Regions from separate parts of the Homo sapiens genome. Here regions 1, 2 and 3 are each linked to region 4. Evidence: chromatin contacts called from ENCODE Hi-C or POLR2A ChIA-PET data. All regions are on one chromosome and are shown on one strand. The core of a region is the stretch at or near the end of the contact, and the rest is flanking DNA. Distances in the headings are between cores, read along the strand shown.

What was found. A loop is a pair of places that touch in the nucleus more often than their neighbours do. ChIA-PET counts read pairs that join two places held with the same protein, here RNA polymerase II (POLR2A). Pooled maps may share reads with other maps.
Region 1: a pooled map shows a loop between it and region 4 (3-fold over the local background). The contact joins the enhancer-like site here to the promoter of MAP3K7 in region 4. A Hi-C loop is called at or near these places in 6 of 50 pooled maps. POLR2A ChIA-PET finds 5 or more read pairs at or near these places in 4 of 52 experiments (PC-3, activated CD4-positive, alpha-beta T cell and activated naive CD4-positive, alpha-beta T cell).
Region 2: a loop to region 4 is called in a map of endothelial cell of umbilical vein, with 12 times the contacts of the local background. The contact joins the enhancer-like site here to the promoter of MAP3K7 in region 4. A Hi-C loop is called at or near these places in 1 of 168 maps with a recorded cell type or tissue (endothelial cell of umbilical vein) and 9 of 50 pooled maps. POLR2A ChIA-PET finds 5 or more read pairs at or near these places in 2 of 52 experiments (A673 and activated B cell).
Region 3: a loop to region 4 is called in a pooled map, with 5 times the contacts of the local background. The contact joins the enhancer-like site here to the promoter of MAP3K7 in region 4. A Hi-C loop is called at or near these places in 4 of 50 pooled maps. POLR2A ChIA-PET finds 5 or more read pairs at or near these places in 2 of 52 experiments (RWPE1 and activated T-cell).

What each region holds. Positions count from the first base shown.
Region 1 is chr6:90,173,963-90,177,511 of GRCh38, forward strand. All of the region lies in intron 4 of BACH2 (BACH transcriptional regulator 2), which reads right to left. Among named protein-coding and RNA genes, the nearest start is that of BACH2, 120 kb to the right of the region's middle. Within about 2 kb of position 2,114, at least 9 of the 41 ENCODE cell types and tissues checked have a DNase peak (open chromatin) inside an H3K27ac peak, as active enhancers do.
Region 2 is chr6:90,216,734-90,220,353 of GRCh38, forward strand. All of the region lies in intron 3 of BACH2 (BACH transcriptional regulator 2), which reads right to left. Among named protein-coding and RNA genes, the nearest start is that of BACH2, 78 kb to the right of the region's middle. RefSeq lists an enhancer at 976-1,634. Within about 2 kb of position 1,483, at least 38 of the 41 ENCODE cell types and tissues checked have a DNase peak (open chromatin) inside an H3K27ac peak, as active enhancers do; they include A673 and endothelial cell of umbilical vein, where a contact is called at or near this core.
Region 3 is chr6:90,250,166-90,253,316 of GRCh38, forward strand. BACH2 (BACH transcriptional regulator 2) reads right to left here. Exons shown (of 9, transcript NM_021813.4): 3 at 2,348-2,425. Among named protein-coding and RNA genes, the nearest start is that of BACH2, 45 kb to the right of the region's middle. RefSeq lists an enhancer at 1,430-1,519. Within about 2 kb of position 1,451, at least 3 of the 41 ENCODE cell types and tissues checked have a DNase peak (open chromatin) inside an H3K27ac peak, as active enhancers do.
Region 4 is chr6:90,585,639-90,589,165 of GRCh38, forward strand. It overlaps MAP3K7 (mitogen-activated protein kinase kinase kinase 7), which reads right to left and starts at 1,434. Exons shown (of 17, transcript NM_145331.3): 1 at 1,126-1,434. The coding sequence starts at 1,245. LOC124901363 (a long non-coding RNA gene) reads left to right here and starts at 1,156. Exons shown (of 2, transcript XR_007059680.1): 1 at 1,156-2,317. RefSeq lists silencers at 1,254-1,373, 1,370-1,566.

The sequences.
Region 1 (3,549 bases), core at 864-3,363, 410 kb before region 4:
TGGTGTAGCTAAATTAAACCCATACACAGTTAATTTTAGGCAAAGAGATAAAAAGGGCCATCACATATTAATAGAAATATTTAATTCCCTGGGAAGATATAATATGTTCCTAATAATGTATCTTCAAAAATATATAAACCCAAAAATAAAAGAACCTCAAGGAGAAACTAACCATAAGACAGTCTCATTTATGAACATAAATGCAAAAATCCTGAACAAAATATTAGTAATTCAAATCTAATAATTTCCAAAGAAAAATAATGTGTCTAAATTTGGGTTATTCCATAATTCAAGGTTGCTTCAATATCAATCAGTGTTATTCACTAGATGAAAGAAGAAAATATATGATTATCTCAAAGAATATAGAAAAAGCATTCAATAAAATACAACATTCATCATTCATGATTAAAACAAAGAATAGAAAGAAACTTCCTGAACTGGATAAAGGATATCACAAAGCAACCCTATAACAAATACCATACTTTATAATATAAATGAAAAGTTAAAGTTTTATCTATCACTATTTTAATTTAACATTGGAGATTCTTGCCAGTTCAGTAAGACAAGAAAAAAGAATTAACATTTTATGGGTTGGAAAGGGAAAAAAAACTATCATTACTTGTAAATGATATAAAGAATCTACAAATTACTTTTATTAATAAGGAAGCCAATAAGGTTTCCATATACATGATAAAATGTAGGACCCTTTGACAGTGGCATGGCTAAATAAACTACAGTAAAATAAACACAATAAAATATTCTATAGCAATGAAAATGAATGAACTAAAGTTACACAGGTCAACCTGGATAAAACTCAGAACATTGTGTTTTGTGGGGAGCAAGTCACAAAATAATCAGTATGATTCTATTACATAAAAGCTAAAATGAGATAGTATATTGCTTTGGGATATATATATGGTAAAATTATATGTGGTACATATGTAGTAAAACTAAAAAAAAAAAAGCAAACAAACAAGACAGTAAGTAACTCAAAATCCAGGAAAGTAGTTGGGGAGAGGAGAAAACAATAGGAGAGAGGTACATAAGGGTTTCAGTAGCAATGATAATGTTCTTCAGATGAGTAGCAGAAATGTGGATGTTTTCTTTATTTAATCCTTTAAAGTGTATCTACATGTTATATATTCCCTTCCACATGTATGATATACTTCATAATCTAAAGAAGTAAATGAACCTGAGTGAACTTTGTTAGAAATGCATTTTAAAGTCAATGTTACTTCAAGTTGGAAAACACAGGCATTTAGGAAGTTCTTTTTCTATATCTAAGTTTTGAAATTAATATTTATTATTTTTTCTTATTCCTTATTCTAGGAAAGTTGAGAGTTCTCATTTATACAATGGTTTTCCTATTACACTGAAATCATAAGAAACTCTCTTGGTAGGTTTTAAAGGTAAATTATACAACCATTTTGTTTTCACAACTGCCTGTATAAGACAGAAGAAAAACAACAAATGAACAATTAACTGGTAAGGAAAGAATATTAACTAATAAGAAATGTCAAAAAGGCTTGACTTCTCATATTAAAAACAACTTTTTGGTGGAAAAAACCTAATCCCTTCTTTTGAAAGAGAATTTTTCAAAATTCTCAGTGTTGGGGCGGTGGGGGGTGAGTGGCTGGGGGTTGGGAAATCAGATCTCAGATCAATAAACAGGCAAACAGGTTGACTAAGAATAGAAGGTATCATTATGTATTTTACATATTTTGTATTTTCTGCATATTAGATGTTTTGACATCTTAAAACTACCTTTCTGGCTAGAGAGAGACTGTCTCTTTCAAGGCTAGCCGATTCTCAGAGATAACAAAGAGCCCGGCTGGTAGCATGCCTTTGACAAGAAAATTCACCAATCTAGAGACACCCCTCCTCTATCTGGCCCTCAGAGGCAATATTTCTCTGCCTTTACTATACCACAGCCAGGTACCAAGCAAGCAGGGACCACCCAGAAAGCTTGGAGCCTAACCAAACTACTTCAACTAGCAATTCTAAACTGTTAACCCTGCCCTGCCTTGCCTTTCCCTTGGAAACTCCAATAAAGGCTGTGGCTGGCCCAAGCTCTCCCCTGGCTCCTGCCTTCTGCCTCCTGACTAACACGGGTGTTTTCCCTTGTGGCCCTGCGTAGCATGTGGTGACACGCCTCTATGGGACCTGTGAATGTAACAAATTTCTTCCTTCCAAGCCCTGTTCTCATTTCCCCTTCAGTGGCTGTACTGATTTTATCACATATCCAACATGTACATTCTTAAAACACATAGCAAAGCAGGAGTTTCAGATGTTAACCAAGGTCTCCAGGAATGACAATTCTGGAGCTCAGGGCGAGCAGAGATTAGTGAAGGAGGGAGCAAATTTACAGGAAACAAGAATATGCAAATACTGAGAGTTTGAGAGTTCAGTGGTCGAAAAACAGGAGATAGCTGTGGAAAGTGCACACTGGGAAGGGGCAGCTCTGAGGCACCTCACGGCACCTGGACAACCTCAACCAGCTTAAGGTGCCTAACAGAGGAATTTATAAGCTTCTTGCTGGTATGGGAACAAATCCCCAAGTGAGGTGCCTGCTAGATAGATCTGCAGGTTGAAGTAGATCAGGGAAACGACACACCGGAGGAGAGGGATGTAGGGGCAGAAAAGAGGGGCCCATCCAAAAAATGTGTGTGTATCCCCACCTACCCTTACCTCCTTCCACTTTTTCTACAAGCGTCAGAACTGCTCAACATCATCACTTCCAAATCAGTTTTGGTGACAGAGTCCAATTGCCCAAACCAGATGCAATGCCCTCATTATGTCTTACCAGCCCTCCTGCTCCTGCCTCCTCCAGTTCATGCTTCACGTAGCCACAGAGTAATCTTTATAGAACACAAATATCACCATATTACTTCCCAGCTTAAAAACCTTTCAGGATTGACCCATATCCACCCAGAGTAGCCTCCAAGCCACTTAGATTGTCCTCCTTTCTGCCGTCCTTCTGGCTTCTCTGGCTGGAGACTTTAGACCACAGCACTGTAAACTGATTCCAACTCCATGTTAATATGTTAATTTAATATGTTAATATTAAAATATTATTTCATGGGTCCAGGTATTAGCACATTATGTACTCTTTTCTCCTTCTGAAAGGAAGAATCTTTGCCTGCCTTAACACTATTATTCATCTTCAAAAATCTGTGCAACACTTCATTCTGAAGCCTCCTCAAACAACTGCAGTCTGCTCGCTTTATGGACCACCTTGCTGCTCTCATTACATTCAATGCACACTATTTTATTCACATGTATGTCTGTCTTCCCAACTACACTGCAGACTACTTGAGGGCAGGGATGGTATCTTATTTTTTCTTTGTATTTCCAGTGGGTAGCACAGCACCTGACCCATAAAAAAACTATCATCTATTGAGCACCTACCGTACAGCAGATCCCATACTAAGCTTTTCAAATGTTATGACGTGAGTTCCCACAACAACTCAATGAACTATTTATAATTACCTCTTTTACAAACGAGGAAACTGAGATTTAGGAGGTTAACATCCCCAGGACCTTCCAGTT
Region 2 (3,620 bases), core at 233-2,732, 370 kb before region 4:
GTGGAGCAGAAGTTCTGAACCAGAGTGGTTTTGTCTCCCAGGGGACATCTGGCAATGCTGTAGACATTTTTGGTTGTCATGACCCGGGGGAGGGTGCTACTGGCATCTAGTGGGTGAGACCAATGATGCTACTGAAGATCCTACCACGTACAGGACACACCCCATAATAAAGTATTACTGGTCCAAAATGTCAATAGTGCTGAGATTGGGAAATCCTGACGGGGAGGGAACATTCAAGGATATGGGTAGACTTAAAATCATGCCAACTCATAATCACATTATAATAATGTGGCACCATGCAACTTGGGGTCCCCAAAATGTAAACAATTAACAACCATAAAAATTTACCAGTTCTCTCCTTGAGCGAAGTAAAAGCTGTAACTTACACAGAGTAAGACCATCAGAGTTGCCTGGAAGAAGTGGAACAGCTTCAGTGTTGGACTATGTTATCATCAATATCATCAGTGCCTTGTTTACTCCAGGTCAAGGTGTGATCTGAGTGTCTACTATCAAAATTCAGTGGTAGCTATTAACAGAAGGAGTTTATACGTGAAGTTCTATGGTCACTAAAACCGTCTAAATAACCTAAGAATATCTAGCTCTGGAAAAAACTGCAAAATGTTTCAACTTTTAAAATACCAACAAAATATGAGGAACAATGTTGATGTTGACCTACATTCTATCTAGGGTGGCTAAAAGAAATAGCTGCACAATAGGGTTCTAAATAAATGCAGAATTGAAGAAATGCATCATAACAAAGATAATCAGGGTGACTATTTTGAAATGCTCCCCATTTCTGTTTTTCTTTCTGTTTTCAAATATTCCCTCTCATCCACGCGGCATATTTTCATTACATTTGTTGTAAGAATGTACATTTAGATAATCTACTCACTATTCTTTTATGCATTCTTTTACTCCAGCCAAAAAGGGAAAAAGTCCCTATCCAAACAAAGCTAATGCATGTAAGCAAATTTGAAGGAAAAAAAGAATTTCATGAATGAGCGGGAGACAATTTTTTAATGGAATGTTTTAAAGGCTTGTGGTATAAACAGTAAACAAAATTGATTCACTAACATTAATACTGTTTGCCATGATGTGAGAGTTGGTCTTTTTTTTTAATGCCCCAGAAGCTAAAGGAAAATAAATACTGTGGTAGGGAAAAATAATACCTTACTTGGCATTTTGAAGTCATTGCTCAATCCTTCTTGAGCAAGAAAACCATAGTAATGACTTTGTTTTACCTACCGCAATTATGGTACACCTCGCAGCAATCCTTCACAATATTTTCCTCCCTCTGTTCAAGTCCTGCTAAATAATCTCTGGAAACCATTAACTAAGAGTACGGTTCCAATTTTCCTGTTCTCCCTCCTCTGCTGCCTCAGTGTCATGTTGGCGTCAGGACAAAGCAAACTTGTATGACATCACAGAGCAAACTCATTTTCTGTAAACCAGCCCCTTGGTAGTTTACCGCTACTGGAACCCAACGCTGTCAACAGTGTGGTCTTTGTTTGGTGGGTGTTGCTCTAAAAATTTTTTTAAAGTTTCCCAACACCTTCTTCTTTTAAACAGAGGCAAGCTGCTGGAGGCGCCGTCCTCGCCTGGCCCGCCCCACTCTGTAAACTAGACATTACCTTATACACAAATGACTCTAGGCATTCCTCAGTCTAGCTGCCTCACTGCAAAATTCCTATGCTCCTCAGCAGCAGGGCAGCGCACATTCCCCTGGCTTCCCCTCTTTCCTCTTCCCCCACCCTCCTCTTTTTCTTTTCTTTCTTTTTTTTTTTTTTAATTTCCACTGCCTCACTGTGTTTTTGTGTAAATGATCTCACATGACTCAACAAATCCATCTGCCTGAAGCAGGCCAAGTCTGGAGCCCTCCCAGGAGGGAGGAGAAGAATTGCTTTGTGGAAAGGACCTGGAGCTCTGCCCTTTCTCTGGCTCGAATTACCCGCCTGTCAGGCCTGACGGATTTGGCTAAAAATAAAAGGAAACGGGCCGTGAAAAGCAGATGAATGGGCTCAGCAGTTCCTTAGATAACACAGGCCTGCTGTTGCCCAAAGCTCCCCAAACAGAAACTTCAAATGCAGGGCCTCTGAGTCAGTGATGTGGCTTCCAGGTGAACGAGGCCTGTCAAATCCACTGGAGTTGGGGGACATGGCCTGGGCTGTGAATTTCGGTTTCCTTTCCGTGTGTGTGTGTGTGTGTGTGTGTGTGTGTGTGTGTGACACAGAGAGTGAGAGTGCACGCAAGAGAGATTGAGAGAGTGAGAGAACCAGTCTAGTATTAAAAGGTTCTCAGAAAACAGTAGACTTCAGTGGAGTGAAGGCTTGTAAAAAAAAGAAAAAAAATTGTTGTTTCCACTACAAAATTATCCTTCTCCCCACCTCCAACACCAGACATTTTCAGCCTCCCTATGATGTCACTTCTCTGTTTAGAGCCAGCAAAGAGCTAAAAGTCTTTCTTGTAAGTGTATGCCCAGCGCCTGCAGTGGGTATTAAGCACTTAGGTTGGCAATGTAATGACACACTGTAACAATCTGTAATATGAGGCAGTCAGCAAAGCCCTGGCTCTGAAAGCTATTTCTCCCGACCATTAACCATATGTTTGGCTCCTCAGATAGCCAAGCGGGTGTTCCAGCTTACCATCTGGTTTCTATCCACACAAGCAACTGCAAAGCACAGGCTATGTCCCTCTGGAGCTGTGTGTTTCTTTTTCTCTCTCTTTTCCGCTCTTCTCTTCCCCTTTCCTCCTCCCAGCTCCTTTGGTTCCTTCTGCTAAAGAATTCTCTGCCATTCATCACGTACAAAGAAAACTTTACCTGACATGGCAGCGGCAGAGCCATTAAGAATGCACAGCTGTATTGTAAACACGCCAGAGGGCCATTTACCATCCGCGGAATCTGTACAAGTCGGGCTCTACCCCTTCCTCATCTACTGAGTGCTGACACTTGATCCAGCATGTTAAAAACAGGTACATTCTTGAGAGATCCAGGGGTTGCTGTGGTGCCCTTCATACTCACTTCATATTCTGGGAGTGGGGCTTTAAAACACATACACACACACACACACACACACACACACACGCTCCCGAAGTTTGCCTCTGCATTCAATCTGCCTGACGTCAGTCTCACACAGGATGACATACCACCACTGCAAATAACCAACTTAACTACAGGTTTTGATTCTTTTTTCTGCACTAAGGGTTTGATCCCAAGTGTGTATTTTTCTGAGTTTTTTTTTTTCCGCCTAAACAGCCCACATTGAAAGAGATGACACTTCAGAAGAATAAGAACATGCAGCCGCTTGTAACAAATTGACAACCTGCAAAACTTATGCTTATTTACATCTGCACTTTTTAATAGTACACAGCAATGAAATGGAACCTACTATCAGAATTTATAGAATTTTTTCACAATGTTTCCAAAGTATTTACCCCAGAGTTTCTCCGCTACAGGATTTAAGGTCCTTTATAACTCTATACATTTTTAAATGTATGAAGGAAGATGTATTTGATATATAGAAATTAGGTCACTTTTCTTCCTGTCCCCCTAAGAATAAGGTCTGCATTAGCAGCCCATTTTACCGAATTAGGAAATTAAAGTTAATTCTTTCCCACACACT
Region 3 (3,151 bases), core at 201-2,700, 340 kb before region 4:
AGTCTGGTGACCAGATCTGAATGAAAGCAAAAAGGCTTGAATTTAAAAAGCGAATCCTGTTTAAATTTTGGGCAAATCATCTAACATATCCTCTTTCCTTTTGCAATCTACACTAAGAATACTATTTTTTTTTCCAGTTTAAGAAAAGTTGACCTACCAAAGCCAGAACTGCTAAATAATTACAAAACAGTTGTTTTAGAAATCACTTCACCCTCCGAAAGGAGTCAACTTTCCATGTATACTTAAAATCACTCATAAAAATGGATTTACCATTTAAGAAATAATTTTCAAACACACATGTAGTTTGTCAAATGAAGCCTCACTGTTCATTCATTCATTCATTCATTCATTCGACAGATATTGATTGAGCCCTGTTATGGGCCAGATGCTGATTGTGGCACTTGTGATACAGCAGTGAACAGAAGAGTCTAAACTCCCTGCCCCAATGGTGCTTGCATTCCTGTGTTACGTCCACACAGCTGTGTAACTGACTCTGAAGAAAAATGAGCTTTTAAAACATAATAAACATTTCAGTTTTGCCAGATGAAAAATTCTAAAGATTTGTTACACTACAATGTAAATATAGCTAATATTACTGAGTTATATACTCAAAAATGGTTAAGAGAATAAATGTGTTCATTTAACCAAAAATTTTTTTAAATGAAAAAAATAAGCATAACAAACATTTACTGAGTACTTACCATGTTAGGCAGAGCATCATCTCATTTAATCACAACAACCTTAGCAGGAAGGCACTATTATTATTCTGTTTTACAGATGGGTACACTGAGGCACAAAGAGGTTAAACAATTTATCCAGGATCACATATCCAAGGGATAGAGCTGAGATATAGGCCCAAGTAATCTGATACCAGCAACTTGTCTCCTAACTCCATACAAAAAGTTTCAAAGATAATACTATTTTCAGTTGGAACTACAGTTAATAATACAAAAATAGTAATAATAATATAGTACAAGGAATAATAATCAACTTTTTTTTTTTAATCCTGATGATTTGTAACCCAACTTACTGTCCTTTTGATGGCCATTTTTTCCTAAAAACCTCAGTGTTGAACAAACTGCTTTCAACCACTTCTCTGTAAGCCATAATATTCTTTTCCTTCAAATGGAAATAAAGAAAAATCACACAGGATGGTTTCTTTTAGACAAGATCAGGCACGTTCAGGGTGGTGTGGCCATAGACGCGGATGGTTTCTTTTAAAACAGACATTACTGAAACTGTAAATATTTTTAGCCTTTTGTACTTTTCATCCAGCAGCTTAACTGAGAATGATATAGAAACATTTAAAAATAGCCACTCAGTACTCTGAAAACCATTAGTTTAGCACATACCCAGCACCTGCTTGACACATCTTAATCAACACTCTTTTGCTAGTCATATTAAAAAAAGAGAGAACCCTTTTGCTTTCAGAATTTTTTCCCTTAAAAAACGTATGTGTCACCAGGGTATTTTGCCCTCTCTCTTTCTAACTTAGAGGGTAACACCTGGAGTAAGTCATGGGTGACTAATGAAGATGCAACTTTCCCCTCAGCATGATATACTTCACAGGATGGAAGTAAAAGCTTCTAATAGGAGCATTTATTACAATTGTTAGGATTGTAATGGAAAGTTAATTTTGTTTTATAGTTTGTAGAAATGATTCAGGATGATATGAGAACACTTTCTATAAACCTGCACTGATAAAAGGAAGATGATAGTGATGACACATGATATACTTTCTGAGTTGTTTTTCCAGGGGTGGGAAAGTTCAATCCACAGATTTCAAGACAGAAAGAAGAAAGGAAAGGAGAAGGAAGGAAGAAAGAAAACAAAATTTTTTTTAGAATTGACTATGCTCAAATACACTGTGCTTTTTAGCATCAAACTTTCAACCATGGTCTGAGCAGCACTATGTTGTAACAAAACTGGAGTAGCCAGCCTGAGCAAACATGAACATCACAATATTTTAAAGTTCAAATAACATAAGGCACCAGTTTTAAGACTGCCCGGGTATCCTTTTTAGCAATACAAAGATTCACACAACTTGGTGACAGACAGCTTTTCCCTCCAGCCAAATCTGATGAAGACTTGATAATATCACCTGCCATAATCAAAATTCCTGGGCACATGGGAAGGTCTCTGACTCAAATCAAAGAGAGCTTTGGGCCCCAAAGCTATGGGCCCCACAGCTATGGGCTACCAAAGAAAGGTTATAACCAGGCTCCAGTGTAAACCATTTTGTTTCTTTTAACAGTTTTAGATCTTCTAAAGTATATGAGATGATATTAATAAAATTTAAATTTCCTGCTAAATTTTTTTAGTCTCTTTCCTTAAAAGTAAAACTTACAATGATCAGAAAGCATGCTTTCTTCTGGCTTTATCATTCAACTTCCCAGGCAAAGATGATCAACAGCAACACTCTTATCTAAAGCAAAAGTAATGGATATGATTATCACTCTGGACAGAAAGTCTGTATTTGCCCATTTTTATCAATGATTGAGACAATGATCCAGAAGCTGTATTGGTACAAAAACACAACACCAGGGATGCCAGAAACAGGATTACAAAAGTTCTCACAAGGTTAAAAATAGACCAAAATGAATATAGTCAAGTTTACTAGGCTCAAATGTGAGGTCCTGTATGGTCAGTACATGGAGGTCCAGCAGCCTCTTGATTCAATACAGGCAGTGTGATGGGTTTGCAAAAATGTACTCTTAGGCTGCATTAATAAAGACACTGTTCTCAAGGCCAGATAAGCCACAGTCCCTCTCAAACTGCTCAGAAAGAGTAGCTTTAGGGCCAGGTGCAGTGGCTCACGCCTATAATCCCAGCACTTTGGGAGGCCAAAGCAGGCGGACCACTTGAGGTAAGGAGTTCAAGACCAGCTTGGGTAACATGGCAAAACTCGTCTCTACAAGACATACACAAATTAGCTAGGCATGGTGGTATGCAACTGTAGACCCAGCTACTTGGGAGGCTGAGGCAGGAGAATTGCTTGAGCCTGGGAGGTGAAGGGTGCAGTGAGCCAAGATTGCGCCATTGTACTCCAACCTGGATGACAGGAGTGAAATCTTGCCTCAAAAAAAAAAGGGAGGTACTTCTATAATTTGTCCACTACCTTTTAAGGAACTTTCTGATAAACTGGAGAAAG
Region 4 (3,527 bases), core at 184-2,683:
TTAGAACCCAATTTACCTGTTAATTTGAAAAACGACGCTTTAAAGTCACTTTGAAATATCTTGTTCTAAAATAAATTACTGCAGAATAAAGAAAGGATATGGGTTTTCTGATAGCGATTTCTAGTCTAATATTATATTCTGATTGTCACCGAAATCATTCGTTATCTCTTCAGAATATGCTACTTGAAACATCTTTTGATCGTAGACCAGTCTATGTTACTTATGGTGAAATTCACCTACATTAGCCCAACTGAAAGCCGAGCATTTAAACATTACGAGTATTGCTGTGCGGTATCGGAGAAATTGAGAACCATTCGGTGCTAAGGGAAACACTTTATTAGACTTGATGATCTACTAATTTAACAAGCATTTATTGAGCATCCCCTACATGCCAGGTACTGAAGTAGAAGTCGAATATAATACAATCTTTGGCCATTAAGAACATTACGTCCGGCCGGGCCCGGTGGCTCACGCCTGTAATCCCAGCACTTTGGGAGGCCGAGGCGGGTGGATCATGAGGTCAGGAGATCGAGACCATCCTGGCTAACAAGGTGAAACCCCGTCTCTACTAAAAATACAAAAAATTAGCCAGGCGCGGTGGCGGGCGCCTGTAGTCCCAGCTACTCGGGAGGCTGAGGCAGGAGAATGGCGTGAACCCGGGAAGCGGAGCTTGCAGTGAGCCGAGATTGCGCCACTGCAGTCCGCAGTCCGGCCTGGGCGACAGAGCGAGACTCCGTCTCAAAAAAAAAAAAAAAAAAAAAAGAACATTACGTCCAGCGGACTGAAACTCCAGAACGGCTACGATCTTCGCTGAAACTACTACTTACAGATACGAGAACTGGTGGACCACACTATCTCACCAGTTCATTCTCCTGTTTATCACCGGAATATCAAATCCAAAATCAAGAGTACCCAAGAGAGGAAAAAAGGCAGCTACTCCCGAGCAGTTGAGCTCAGAGAGTAACCCCCACTCCCACGTTACTGAGGGCTGTGGGGTCTCCCGGGTGGACCCCGCAGGGTCCCGCGAATTAGAGGGGCCCCGGGAGGCACCTTCAGAGCCGGCACCAGGCAGAGGCGGGGGCGGGGCAGGCCGGGACCGGCGTCTCCATGCCGGGCCTCGCTCACCTCTTCCACCTCGATCTCCTTGTAGTCGATCTCTTCAAAGTTGAGGACCTGGGAAGGGGCTTCGATCATCTCACCGGCCGAAGACGAGGAGGAGGAGGAGGCGGCAGAGGCTGTAGACATGATCCCTCGCGGCGCCCGGTGGGGCCGGGAACGGTGCCACCCGGACAATCCGGGTGAGACCCGCGCCCACCCGCCTCCGGACCGACCCTCAGCCTGGAGCCGCGCAGTCCTACTACCCGGCGATCCGTGGCGGGGGTAGAGGCAGCGGCCACAGCCGTGTCCGGCTCTGGCTCCGCTGCGTTTTCCGCCGACGGGCCCCGCCCACTACACTTCCGGTTCCGGGCTGAAATCGGAAACAGGAGGAGGGCCGTAAACTCCGGGGTAGGGGAGGGGAGAATTTTGTGACTTGGAAAGAAAAGGAGGGACAGGTTGGGGGTGGGGTGGAGTAAGCTAAGAAGCAAACTTGGACCTCTAGAACAAATTTCGCGAGACCTTTATTACAGGGCCTCAGCAACCGGATGATACCGCGAGAGAGGACGCCTGACGTAATTAAAGTGCGCGAACGGAAGTGGCGCGGAACATGACGGAAAATCAGTACGGTTGGTCCCTTAAGGACCAGCGGGAAAGATAAAAGCTGGGGTTTAGTCTGTGCTGCGTGAAATATGTCTTGGCCTCACTTCCTGTCCTCTGAGCTGCCTGCAGCCGGGCGAGGTGGTGTTGAACTGTGTTTTTTGTGACGAAGCTTACTTTTAAGTTTCATCCCTAAACTAAGTTGACCTGTTTCTTTAAGACGGCTTGCAAAATGTGTTTTCCTCAATGTGGGATATGGAAAGAAGCAGTTGCTCCTGTTATTTTGAGCTAGTACCTGACGCTATGAGAAATTCTAAAAGAGCGAATCAGATCATGCAACATGAATAACTATGGAGGCTGAGTGATCAAGAACAGAAGTTAATATTTTGGTGTTACAAACTTTCCACGGATTAGGTGAATAAGATATTTATAATTTGGTGTGTTCATCTCAAGTTATGGATTACGAGTGCGGGGCACTAGTGCTTTAGATTGGTAAATGAATCATCAACAGTCGCCTTGAAAATCGAATATTTTTGTCACCATTTTCAGGACATGAGAAAACACGCTGAGAGTTTAAAGCAATTATGGTCCTCACAAACTAGATCATTCTGTCCCCAAGATGGTCAGTATTGCTCATGTTGTACTACCAGCACAAGTTTTAGTTTTAAACTAACTGTTGAATTTTATATAGTCCGTTTGACATAAAGCCTAACTGTGGAATTATGTTAAACACATTTGGGATTGCAAATAGATCATTGGATTTGACCATCAAGAAGTTACAAACTCCTGGGAAACATTCTGTCACTTTTTATTCGTAGTTCTAGTGACACGCAGTGACAGTTTGATGAGTGGATAAAAAAATGAAAGAAACGATAATTTCTTTTCACTGTACACTCTCTCTTTGCATGCTCTTACCCAAGGTCTCTGTTTCTCATACTATTTTTATAATGATGACTCCTAATCTCCAAATACTCAAGATTTTTCCTGAATTCTGGACCTATTGGTCATCTCTACTTAGACAAACACCTAAACTTCAAGATACCACAGCAAATTCAAAAGTTGTCACCCACCACAAATATATTCCTATGTTATTTTCCTATGTCACTTAAGGATGCCATCACCCAGTTGGTTGTCCAAGTGAGAAATCAGGGCATGTGAAATGATGCGTGGTGCACTGATACCCAGTAGAAGCTGATATAATCAGTGGGACAGTCATTTTCACCTGTCATTCCCCTTGCATTTCCAAACAAGGATGGTCACTTCTTACCTTGTGCTATAACTCTGCAGGTCTATATCCGATTTCCTTTTAACACCTTGATCTTGCTGCCAGGTGGGAACTCAATAAATACTTAGATATTCTGTACAAATGAATAGCTTTTGTCAGTCCTCCCTTTCCCTGGAGTGTAAGATATGTTTCCTGTACCTTCAGTTTAGGACTGGAATCTTGACAAAGGACTAATTAATTACCACAGCCATGATGCAGTTCTCCTGCTTGATTTTTCCCCCCAAAATTTTGTTACAAAAATGTCAAATATAGAGAAAAGTTGAAAGAATTTATGGTGAACACCTATATGCCCACCACCAGGATTCTACCTTTAACATTTTACTATACTTGCTTTATCATAATATACATATGTGCATCTCATCTCTCCATCCATATTTACATCCATCTACCATTTTGCTAGATGCATTTCAAAGTGAATTGATTACATGATTTTGAATATCTTCTACCCCAACACTTCTATGTTTTATCCACTGATTTGGACTTCTAATATTGATGCCAGTCTAAAATCAATTTTTGTCCAACTTGCTTGCAGATTACTTTTTTCTTT